2 separate regions of the Homo sapiens genome follow, and region 1 is linked to region 2. Evidence: read pairs that join two places in POLR2A ChIA-PET (ENCODE). Cell type or tissue: B cell. All regions are shown on one strand. Links, peaks and the distances in the headings refer to the core of each region. The heading gives the core; the rest is flanking DNA.

Region 1 (5,382 bases), core at 208-5,207, 190 kb before region 2:
TCTTGAATAGGGGCTGGGTAAAATAAGGCTGAGACCTACTGGGCTGCATTCTCAGGAGGTTATGCATTCTTAGTCACAGGATGAGATAGGAGGTTGGCATAAGATATAGGTCATAAAGACCTGGCTGATAAAACAGGTTGTGATAAAGAAGCCAGCCCCAACCCACCAAAACCAAGATGGTGATGAAAGTGACCTTTGATTGTCTTATTTGTTCATTATGTACTAATTATAATGTATTAGCATGCTAAAAGACACTCCCACCAGTGCCATGACAGTTTGCAAATGGCATGGCAACATCAGGAAGTCACCCTATATGGTCTAAAAGGGGGAGGAACACTCATTTCCAAGAATTGCCCACCCCTTGTTTAGCATATAATCAAGAAATATATATCCTTAGTCCAGCAGCCCAAGCTGCTGCTCTGCCTATGGAATAGCCATCTTTTATTCTTTTACTTTCTTAATAAAGTTGTTTTCACCTTACAGTATGGACTCACCCTGAATTCTTTCTTGCGTGAGATCCAAGAACCCTCTCTTGGGGTCCAGATTGGGACCCCTTTCTGGTAACAGTTTCAGGCAAGATGCCCCTTTGGTATCTCATTATTTCTCTCCATTATTCTGTCGATGTTATGGAGCATCCAATCTAGTGCTTATGCGTCCTCCCAATTTCCCTTCTAATATTTGTTTGGATGTATAACTTTTTAAAAAATAATTTGAGGGGTGTGGTTTTAAAAATTACATGAATGGGATTTTTTCAACAAATCTGATTCCGTTTTTCACTTGCTTCCTTTGACAGGTGCTTTTGCAGTCTATCCAGGTGGCTCCACATAAATACAGTTTGCTCCTTGTAACTACTGTAGTATCCTCTTCCCTCATAGGGATATACCACATTTTACTTATCCATGCCTACAGGTGCAGATTGCTTACTTTCTGCTCTCTTTGTGACATTCATTCATTTCCTGATTCACAAACATCTGTTGAGTGCTTTTATCCTTCAGGCAATAATCTAGATATTGGGGCTAAATTATACTAAATTGAACACCCTTATAGCAACTATTACTCTGGGGGATTACATCTTTGAGTGGGATTGCTGGGTCAAAGGAGGTACACATACTTAATCTCAGAATCCTGCCAGATGGATCTCCAGAAAGGCTGTATCCGTTACCCTCCTACCACCTATGCCTGCAGGTTTTTCTTCTTTGCAGACTCCCCAGAATTCAGTATTAGATGACTTCCTATTGTTTTTCAATGTGATGGGTGTGATTTGGTATTATGTTGCTTTAATTTGCATTTCTTTGACTAGTGTTATGATTAAACACCTCTTTTCAAGCAATGGGGTTTCTCCATCTGAATTTTCTGTATAGACTTTGCGATTTCCTTTAGACTTTTTGTCTTTATATTGCTGATATAAAAAAGCTCTTGGAATGCTCTAGATGTTAATTCCTCATAGGTTTTAGATACTGCAAATACATTTCCCTGTCCTGGTACCTGCCTGTCATTTTTGCTGATCGTTTTCTTCCCATTTTTTTTTTCCTGTATGCTTTCTTTTTTTTTCTTGTATCTTTCTTTTTTTTTTTTTTTTTTTGAGATGGAGTTTCACACTTGTCCCCCAGGCAGGAGTGCAGTGGCACCATCTCGGCTCACTGCAACCTCCGCCTCCCGGGTTCAAGTGATTCTCCTGCCTCAGCCTCTCAAGTAGCTGGGATTACAGGCACCCGCCACCATGCCCGGCAATTTTTTTTTTTTTTTTTTTTTTTTTGTATTTTTAGTAGAGACGGGATTTCGCCATGTTGAGCAAGCTGGTCTCAAACTCCTGACCTCAGGTGATCTGCCCGCATCAGCCTCCCAAAGTGCTGGGATTACAGGCATGAGCCACCGTGCCCAGTGTCCTGTATGCTTTCTAATTTGAGGGTTTGTTAAGGAGATTCTTCTGCACTCCTGAGTCACAAACATATATATTGTTTTGCCTCTCATGTGTGCCTCTTTAATCCATTTAGAGTTTTTGTTTTGGGGTTTTGTTTTGTTTTTAAAACACTGTGAAGGATAGGAACCTAGCTTTCTCCATATAGTAAGGCAGTTTCCAAAATACTATTTATTAAAAGGCTCATGCTTTCCTCATTAGATGATACCTTGATCTTACATGTAATCTTCATAAATACTGGGTTCACTCCTCTATTCGTTTGATTTATTTGTCTGTTGTTGGAAAAATCATGCCTCATTTTATCATTATAGCTATTAGAATATTTTTAAATGCATAAGGAACACCCTCTTTGCTCTAACTTTGCTGCTAGAAGAACTCTATTCTTCCATAAAAATTTAGAATATGTCAAGTTTTTATTGTGATTGAAATCACACTGAATTTGTCGACCACTTTGGGGGAAAACTGACATCTTTACAATACCGAGTCATCACATCCATCCAGGTGAAGCAATCTCATTGCCCAAGGCATGACTCCAAGTTCTTTGTTTCACAACCAAGAAAAGCAAGGAGCGAGAACACCAAGGGTGAGGTTGGAGCAAAAGTTTAATAAGCGAAAGAAGAAAGTGTAAGAGTTAAAGAAAGAAGAAAGAAACAGGAAATGTGGCTGGCGGTTAAAGACAGGTTTTCTTTAGATAAAACCTGAAAGGGGCTCCTGGCTGATTTTGGTGAGAAGCACTTTCTCTTACAGACTGTAGGGTAAAGAGAGATCACACTGTTATTGTGTCTATGTAGAAAAGGAAGACATAAGAAATTCCATTTTTATCTGTACCCTGAACAATTGTCTTGCCTTGAGATGCTGTTAATCTGTAACTTTAGCCCCAGCCCTGTGCTCACAGAAACATGTGTTATATGGAATCAAGGTTTAAGGGATCTAGGGCTGTGCAGGATGTGCCTTGTTAACAATATGTTTACAAGTAGTATGCTTGGTAAAAGTCATCGCCATTCTCCAGTCTCGACTAACCAGGGGCACAATGCACAGCGGAAAGCTGCAGGGACCTCTGCCCAGGAAAGCCGGGTACTGTCCAAGGTTTCTCCCAACTGAGACAGCCTGAGATATGGCCTCGTGGGAAGGGAAAGACCTGACCATCCCCCAGCCCGACACCTGTAAAGGGTCTGTGCTGAGGAGGATTAGTAAAAGAGGAAGGCCTCTTGCAGTTGAGGTAAGAGGAAGGCCTCCATATCCTGCATGCCCCTGGGAATGGAATGACTCAGTGTAAAACCTGATCGTACATTCTTTCTATTCTGAGAGGAGAAAACCACCCTGTGGCTGGAGGTGGGGTATGCTGGCGGCAATGATGCTCTGTTACTCTTTGCTACACTGAGATGTTTGGGTGGAAAGAAGCATAAATCTGGCCTATGTGCACATCCAGGCATAGTACCTTCCCTTGAACTTATTTGTGACACAGATTCCTTTGCTCACGTTTTCTTGCTGGCCTTCTCCCCACTATCACCCTGTTCTCCTGCCGGTGCGAGTCTCTGAGTTCCCTCAGTATTTATTGATTACCATTCTACTATCTCAGCAAGGGGAATGCGGCATCTTTTAATAGGTGTTATGGTCTGACTGCTTGTCTTCTCAAAATTCATATTGTTAAAACCTAATCACCAATATAACAATATGAGGAGGTGGGGAATCTGGGAAGTGAGTCTTCTGCTACTTTGTTAGAGTTTTTTTTTACATATTCTGGATCTGAGCACTTTGTCAGTTCTGTACGTTGCAAATATTTTCTCCTCCTCTGTGGAATTTTACTTTCTTTAATGAAAAGAAGTTCTTAATCTCAGGAAATCCAATTCACCAATGTTATTAGGGAAGAATTTAAGGTAGAGTTTAGTGGCTCCTTGTGCTACCCTCCGCCCCACTCTGGGTGGCCCAATGAGCTTCTGCCATTTCCCAATATAAGGTTTCTTTCTGGACAGCAATTCATTCATTCAAGTATTTCTTAAGCATCTCCTGTGTGACAGGCTCTCTCCTGGCTGTGTAGGATTCAATGAAACAAAACAAAAGCTTTGCCCTTATAGAGCTTACATTCCAACAGGGAGTTAGAAAAGCATAAGTCTGAAATCTTCAATGTGAGTAATGAAATAAATCATCAAGACTGCTGAGTGGGCTGAGCTGGGATTAGACATGATGAATGTATAAGATCAGAAAGATGCTATGACCTTCTCCAGCGGCACTCAGAAGCCTGAGAAGAGATAAAGCAGGCAATAGAGGGTTGGAAATTAAAATGAGGAAAAAAAACAGCAACTCTTTGGCTTGATTTTCAAGCAATATATTCTAATCTCCAGAGGTTATTGCCACAACTGTTCTGCTCAATTTTAACACAATATAGCAATGCCCAGACTAATCCAGTGGTCAGCTTTTTGGCTCAAACAGAAACTAGGAAATGAAAAAGATTTTAGTGAGGTCACTAAGCTTTAGGAAAAATGGGTGTTGTCCAGGCTTTGCCATCCCTAGCCTCTCACTCAGATAAGATCATGTAAAATTAGACAACAGATTAGGAGAATGAAGATGCACAGACACTATCAGAAAGTGATGCTAACAGGAAGAGAAGAGAAAGTAGATGAGCACCTTGCAAGGCAAATGGAGCTAAGAAATACAGGAGTCGGGGGAGCACGGACTTTAACTCTTAAGGGGTGAGCAGCCTGATCAGGGGATGCATTCAGGCTCCTTGTGAACATTTCCAAATCATTACATGGTGCGATAACTTGACATGATAGAGCCCAGAAAAGAAGATTTATTTATATTTAGTCTACTACCTTTATGAACTCAAGGATAGATGTGATGTTGTCCTCTAGAGGGAGAATTCTCTGCCCCACCCCCTACTGCCAATGATATTTTTAAGTTGTCATAAATGGAGAAAAACTTCAGTTATCATGAATATAAACCACACGATCAGTAGTTCTTAACTTTTAGAGTCTTAGACCCTCTCCCTAGAAAAAGAAGTCATGTATTTACATATAAAGAAAATTTTGCATACAATTACAGGACTCTGATGCCTAGCTTTGAACTTCAAGCTGCAATCTCTGACTTATATGTAATACTCTCATTTATTAGTGATACAAAAAAAATAAATACTGTTACTATTTTTGTTCCACTTTGCCAAAGTTAGTGAATCTTCCATGATACCCTCTCAGTTATATTTCTTAATAACAATGAGCTTAAAACCCATGTTTATAAATACAGTGTAATCCTGGTTAATCTTCCCCAGCTCCACTTCGTTGCTGAGTAATTTATGCAGGGCTATATTTATTCACCTGTTCAGTGCACCACGCTGTGGCCTCACCCACCTGGAGACACCCTGGCCTGATCTCAGCTTCCTCCCATCCTCAGGCCTGTGGACCCAGGCCACAGCAAGCCTCCTGCCCAGGTGCACCTGACTGCTGAATGCCTGCTTCCCACCTCTACCC
Region 2 (5,324 bases), core at 325-5,324:
ATCTTTGAGGTGAGGTGCACCTTCAGTGGCATCTCTGCCCTAAGGGAGACTCTGCCCTCAGCTCACCTGCACTGGGCTCCCAGGGCAACCGCCAAGAAAACAATGCTCCCCTCACGCAAAATGCCCACATAGCTTTCAGACCTAAAGTGATGCTACTCTCAGGAAATAAGACAGGAATGTGGCTTTACAAGAGTCCACCTGGTCACCCCATGCGTCTCTGTAAGCCCCTGGACCTTAAAATGGCTTTTCTCTTCACCATTCCTCTGCTCTGCTTCATAGTAGCTATTATATGGTTCTTAGGCACAATTTAAAGCTGCTTTTTAGATTTACTAAACAATTCTTAAGTGGAATGTTAAATTTTTAAAACAATCAGTGTTTTGTGTGGCCATCCCCTAATATATATCTTTTCCTGTCGGTGGCTCTCAGGAACCCACATGAAAGCTTTCTCACCTCACATTTAAATTTGTTTCTGCTGGGCGCAGTGGCTCATGCCTGTAATCTTAACACTTTGGGAGGCCAGAGTGGGAGGATCGCTTGAGCCAGGAGTTCAAGACCAGCTTGGGCAACACAGAGACCCTGTCTCTAAAAAATAAAAAAATTAGCCAGGTGTTGTGGTGCACATCTGAAGTCTCAGCTATTCAGGAGGCTGAGTGGGAAGGATTGCTTAAGCCCAGGAGGTCAAGGCTGCAGTGAGCCATAATCAGGCCACTGCACGCCAGCATGGGCAACAGAGCAAGACCCTTTTTCAATCAATCAATCAATCAATCAATCAATCAATCTGCACCAATGAAACCTTGCCGACACAAGTCATTCCTCTACCCTTAGCACAGTCCCTCCTGTCACAAACAAGGGACCTGATTTCTCAAAATATAATTTATGTCAAAATATCTAAGTAAACCTAACAAATGTAACAAGAATTCTCTCTTAAGCTGGCTGCTATGGCTTGAAAAGTTAAAGGAAAGCTTCGGTTCCCAGATTCTACACAAGTGAATTAAACACTGCCAACAAAACGAAACCCAACTTAAAAGTTATCTTCTGTCCTAAGATATCTCTAAAACTCATAGCTTAATGAAGCAGAATGCCATTTATGTAACTACCAATCCATGAAAAAAATAAAAACTACCTGAAATCATAAAATGTTTAATCTTCTAAAATAACTTGATTTCTAAGGGTCTAATCACACAGACCCTGAAGCTATGACAAATATCCAATATAATCACACTAATACAGGCCTAATGTATTTTAAATAGGTGCATTTAAACCCGAGAAGCAGTCCTTGCATTTTAAATAGGTGCGTGATACTGCTGTTTGCACAAGGAACCTCTGTGTCTCTGCTCTAATTCTCACAGTGAATTCTAATTATGCAGACCATCAAAATTATTCAGACTTACACTAGATAGCATCTTCAATTTTCTACTTGGTAGAGATTTGTTAGGCATATAGAAAAAAATTATTAATTAACTCTGAGAAAGAAGACTTACATTCCTCGTAGAGCCCAGTGATTCCTTCAACTTATAAGTTCCCTAGTGACTTTGATATGATCTCACTATGACTCATAAGCATGAGTCAAATTATTCACTTGGCAGCCTTTTCCTAGCTCCAATCATATTCTAGAGAGGTTTCTTACATTGATGCTTCCCATCAATAAGTTTCTCATCATTTCGCTTTTCAGATGAAACCTAAGGGCACACAGGCAGATTCAAGGAAAAGCCAAAAGAAGCAAAATTGTGAAAACGTATCACACTCCTCACTAGATGTGATGGCAAGGGACAATTTTGCAGACCCGGCCTCTGGTCCACGGCCTGTATCCATCCAGAGGCAGTATGAAGTGACTTATTCATGGTGACTCTGTCTACAGGGCAAGGTAGATCCTTCTAGTGCTCCTGCTTCCCTCATTTCTAAACCAAATGGCTCAAATGGATGTGTTTTAACCTCCTCTTAGATCCTAAGGTCCCTTAGCTTACAGAAGACATAAAGGTATCATGGGATGTAGCAGACAATTAATGTAATAACCTTTTTCTGAGAATAATCTATTTTTCTTTTCTCTAACACGGTGAGGTGGGTGACTGCTGAGGAGCAGTGCTCTAATCTGATGGGGCAGTCCCCAGGGTGGGGGCGTGGGGCTACAGCTTTCCTTCCCCTTCCAAAACCTCTGGGGAAGGGGAGCAGGGGCAACTCCATCAGTTCTAGCCTGACCTCATGGAGGAAGTCTGTTTTTAGAGTATTCTCGAGAGGAACTCAAGGAGATTAAATAAGCAACGAAGAACAAGCCTCTAGAATAGCTCTGGGGAAAAGAGCCGTTCTGTCCTTTTTGCCCTTATTATGAGAAAATGCATCCTTCTTCCCACCTCTGCCACCGTAAAGATATGTTTCTAGACAAGCGCTCTCTTTAAGTCCCTGGAGATGAACAAAGCCTCCATGCCACACCAGGCGGGCTTCCTTCCCATGGGCCTCTGCACAGCCCCAGGCTCTACCAGGCCCCAGTCTCGGGATGCAGAACTCATGGAAAGGTCTTATAAAGACACCAGACACTGGGAGAATCTCTGCCACAATTCCAAATTATGTCCTCTTTTAGAAAGTCCCCACTTTTTAAGAAGTAAAATACTCATTAAATCCCCTAGCTCGGTGGACTGTTGACGATGTCTCCCTATCTAACTGTAGCAGTGTGCCAAGCACAGGGCTCCAGAGATAGGCAGGTGGGGCCGCCTCCTCCGGCCTCACCCACCTCTGCTCCCTCCAGCCCACCCACGCCTCCAGCTGCACAGTTGACTCACCATCCAAACAGCTGCTTCCCCCAGAAAGTAGACCAGGGCTCGACGGCAATTCTTGTGGCAAATTTAATAGAAGAATATGAGACTCACCCTTACTTCCCACACATAAAACACTGCAGGCACTCCAAATCCTTACAGACATATGCACTTCGGAATCAACTCAGGCATGCACAGCATCCCTGTGCTGGAGTTTATTTTAAAAAACAACGCCCCAGTTATCACAGTTTCTTTTTTTGTTCACCATTTTCCATAACAAAAGAAGCTACACAAAATTTGGGGGGAGATACTCTCTTTGGAGACTGACACATTTGCAGAGGGGTCATGAATAATGATTCCAAAGCTCCTATTTAACTTCTGAATCAGGCAAAGAATAAGTGACAATATAAGAATGAATTTTGTTTACAGCAATATCATAATACAGCATTGAATCATTACAGTGCAGTGGTTGTAATTAAGTCCACAATAAAATATTCTTAGCCCGAACACCAGACCAACTAAAATCACCAACTGCTCACGAACCAAAATGATCAGTGCAAGCAGTTGCGGTCTCAATAGTGAAAACCAAAATGGGTAAGGCTTTTCTGGCAGTGAGTCTCTGACATGAACGGCTCCCTCTCTGCTCAGCGAGGACTTGGCCGCCCTCACTTGGAGTCTTGGTCTTTCTTTTCATCTAAAAGGGCGGAGTGGATCCCCAGCTTTTTCAGTTCTTCCACCAAGTCCCCATTCTGGTGCATCTGCAGAAGAATGTCACAGCCCCCTACAAACTCGCCATTGAGGTACACTTGCGGGATGGTGGGCCAGTTGGAATAGTCTTTAATGCCTATGGAGAAAGAACATTTATTTGTTATTTAAATGGTAAAAGCTGAACCATTCATGACTAAATATGTAATTTTGACCCACTAGTAGCAGACAACCCACTGTCCCTCCCTGGCTTCCCCCAATCTTGAGAACACTGTGCTTGCCACTAAGAGCATGAGTTTTTGTGTCAAAGAGACCAGTGGTTAGGCCCTGACTCTTCCAATTACAAACCGTCAGCCCTCAGACAAGTCACCTGACCTCTCATCCTGTTTCCACCCTCATCTCCCAAGGTTTTTTTTTTTGTGAGAATTAGGTAAGCAAGATTCTCAGTAAAATACCTGATACATTGCGGACCTTAGATTAATGGCAGAGGACTGGACTGGGTAATGCAAGTCACATAAGATACATAAGGCCAAAATTCTCCATCTACCAGTCAAGCTTCAAGCGAAACAAAACTTGAAGAAATGTCACAACCAACTTCATTTCCAAATGGATCCATCACGGTAATTCATGGCCAACTCGGGCAATCCCACCTGTGCACTTTTCATGACTGTGACTGTCTAAGTTGGTGCAGGCCGTCAGTCACTTCTCCTCGAGATGATGAGTTGTTGAGTTTTTTTTTTTTTTAATTTTTAACAATTACTTTTACCCAGGGAAAAATCCCTGTCCCACAGCTATGGGTTGTCAGTTCCCATCTATCCAGCCACTGTGATGGGCTCTCTGTGGAGTGGATGATGAGGCTCTGTGCAGAACCCGAAGTGACTGGTGAGTCTAATGAAGGCCCAGAGCTCAGCAAGGTCCCTGTCCAGGGCTGAGGGGTGGGGGAGTGAGACCCGCTCTGCTCTTAAGCGCTCACAGCAGCCAAGAAACCAACCAGCATGCATGTGATCAGTCCTGTGTGCAAATGGCTCTGAGGACACACATGAGATGAGGGACACTCTGTGACAGCGCAGCTGTGCAACTACTCTGTTCAATTCTGAGCCACAAGGATGATGACTGTAACAAAATGGTAAGAAAGAAATGTGGCTTCAATCTTAAGACATAAAAGATTACTCTTAACATTCCTCTTCATCAGTCTACTTCCTTTTCTACTTGTATGTTGAGATGACTGTGCTTTCAAAAACATAGTCGGCCATTAAAAAGCCTGTATTGGTCATGTTAAAAACGAAGATGGTCAAAGCATGGCATATAATAACTAACACTTATGTGACACTTTTATATTTACATAGATAGATATTTTTAAATGGCCAAAATGAGCATATGGATAAACAAAACGGAAAAGTCAACAGATTGTTCAAGTCCAGTACAGTTTACACAAATCGATTTTTATGTAAACAAACTAAAAATACAAAAACTTGCTCTTGATACCCTATAATTTATTATCAAACATTTTCCAAATAAAATTACTGATTTCAGTTATATCACAAGTCCCAATATACTATTTATTTTTTTCTTAAAAGTTATTGCCTTATTAAAAAAACTGACTTTGCTCTAAATGACAGCCCTAAAGAAAGCCCCTGAACCAAGGGCTTTATCTTCCTTCTCCAGACTTCACATATTAAGAAAGGGTTACATTGCTCTAGGCCTCCAAAAGGACACCTCTCAGCCACTCTGGGTGCTAGTAAAGAAACAACAGCTAGCTCTTTGGCAGCTGCCAATAAAGGGTAAATTCCATTAATCATCAAAATGTCTTTATAATGCCAAATATCTAGACATAGTAGAATACCCTGATGAATTCAAGTTGTTCATCATGGT

What was found. Peaks named below come from ENCODE experiments on the same cell type or tissue, not always from the same donor. Only the 100,000 strongest peaks of a DNase experiment are listed, where the experiment ranks them.
Region 1: POLR2A ChIA-PET joins it to region 2 with 5 read pairs; 2 of 35 experiments call an interaction of 5 or more read pairs at or near these places.

Annotation. Positions count from the first base shown.
Region 1 is chr14:95,727,387-95,732,768 of GRCh38, reverse strand. All of the region lies in intron 2 of LOC107984703 (a long non-coding RNA gene), which reads right to left. Among named protein-coding and RNA genes, the nearest start is that of TCL1A, 16 kb to the right of the region's middle. RefSeq lists enhancers at 2,800-2,879, 2,940-3,089. In B cell, for the core only: no CTCF peak of the experiment used is centred there; a DNase peak (open chromatin) is centred at 3,198; H3K4me3 peaks cover 319 bases; H3K27ac peaks cover 2,121 bases.
Region 2 is chr14:95,542,214-95,547,537 of GRCh38, reverse strand. GLRX5 (glutaredoxin 5) reads right to left here. Exons shown (of 2, transcript NM_016417.3): 2 at 2,824-3,591. The coding sequence ends at 3,413. Among named protein-coding and RNA genes, the nearest start is that of GLRX5, 9.8 kb to the right of the region's middle. RefSeq lists a cis regulatory region at 1,429-1,719. In B cell, for the core only: no CTCF peak of the experiment used is centred there; no DNase peak of the experiment used is centred there.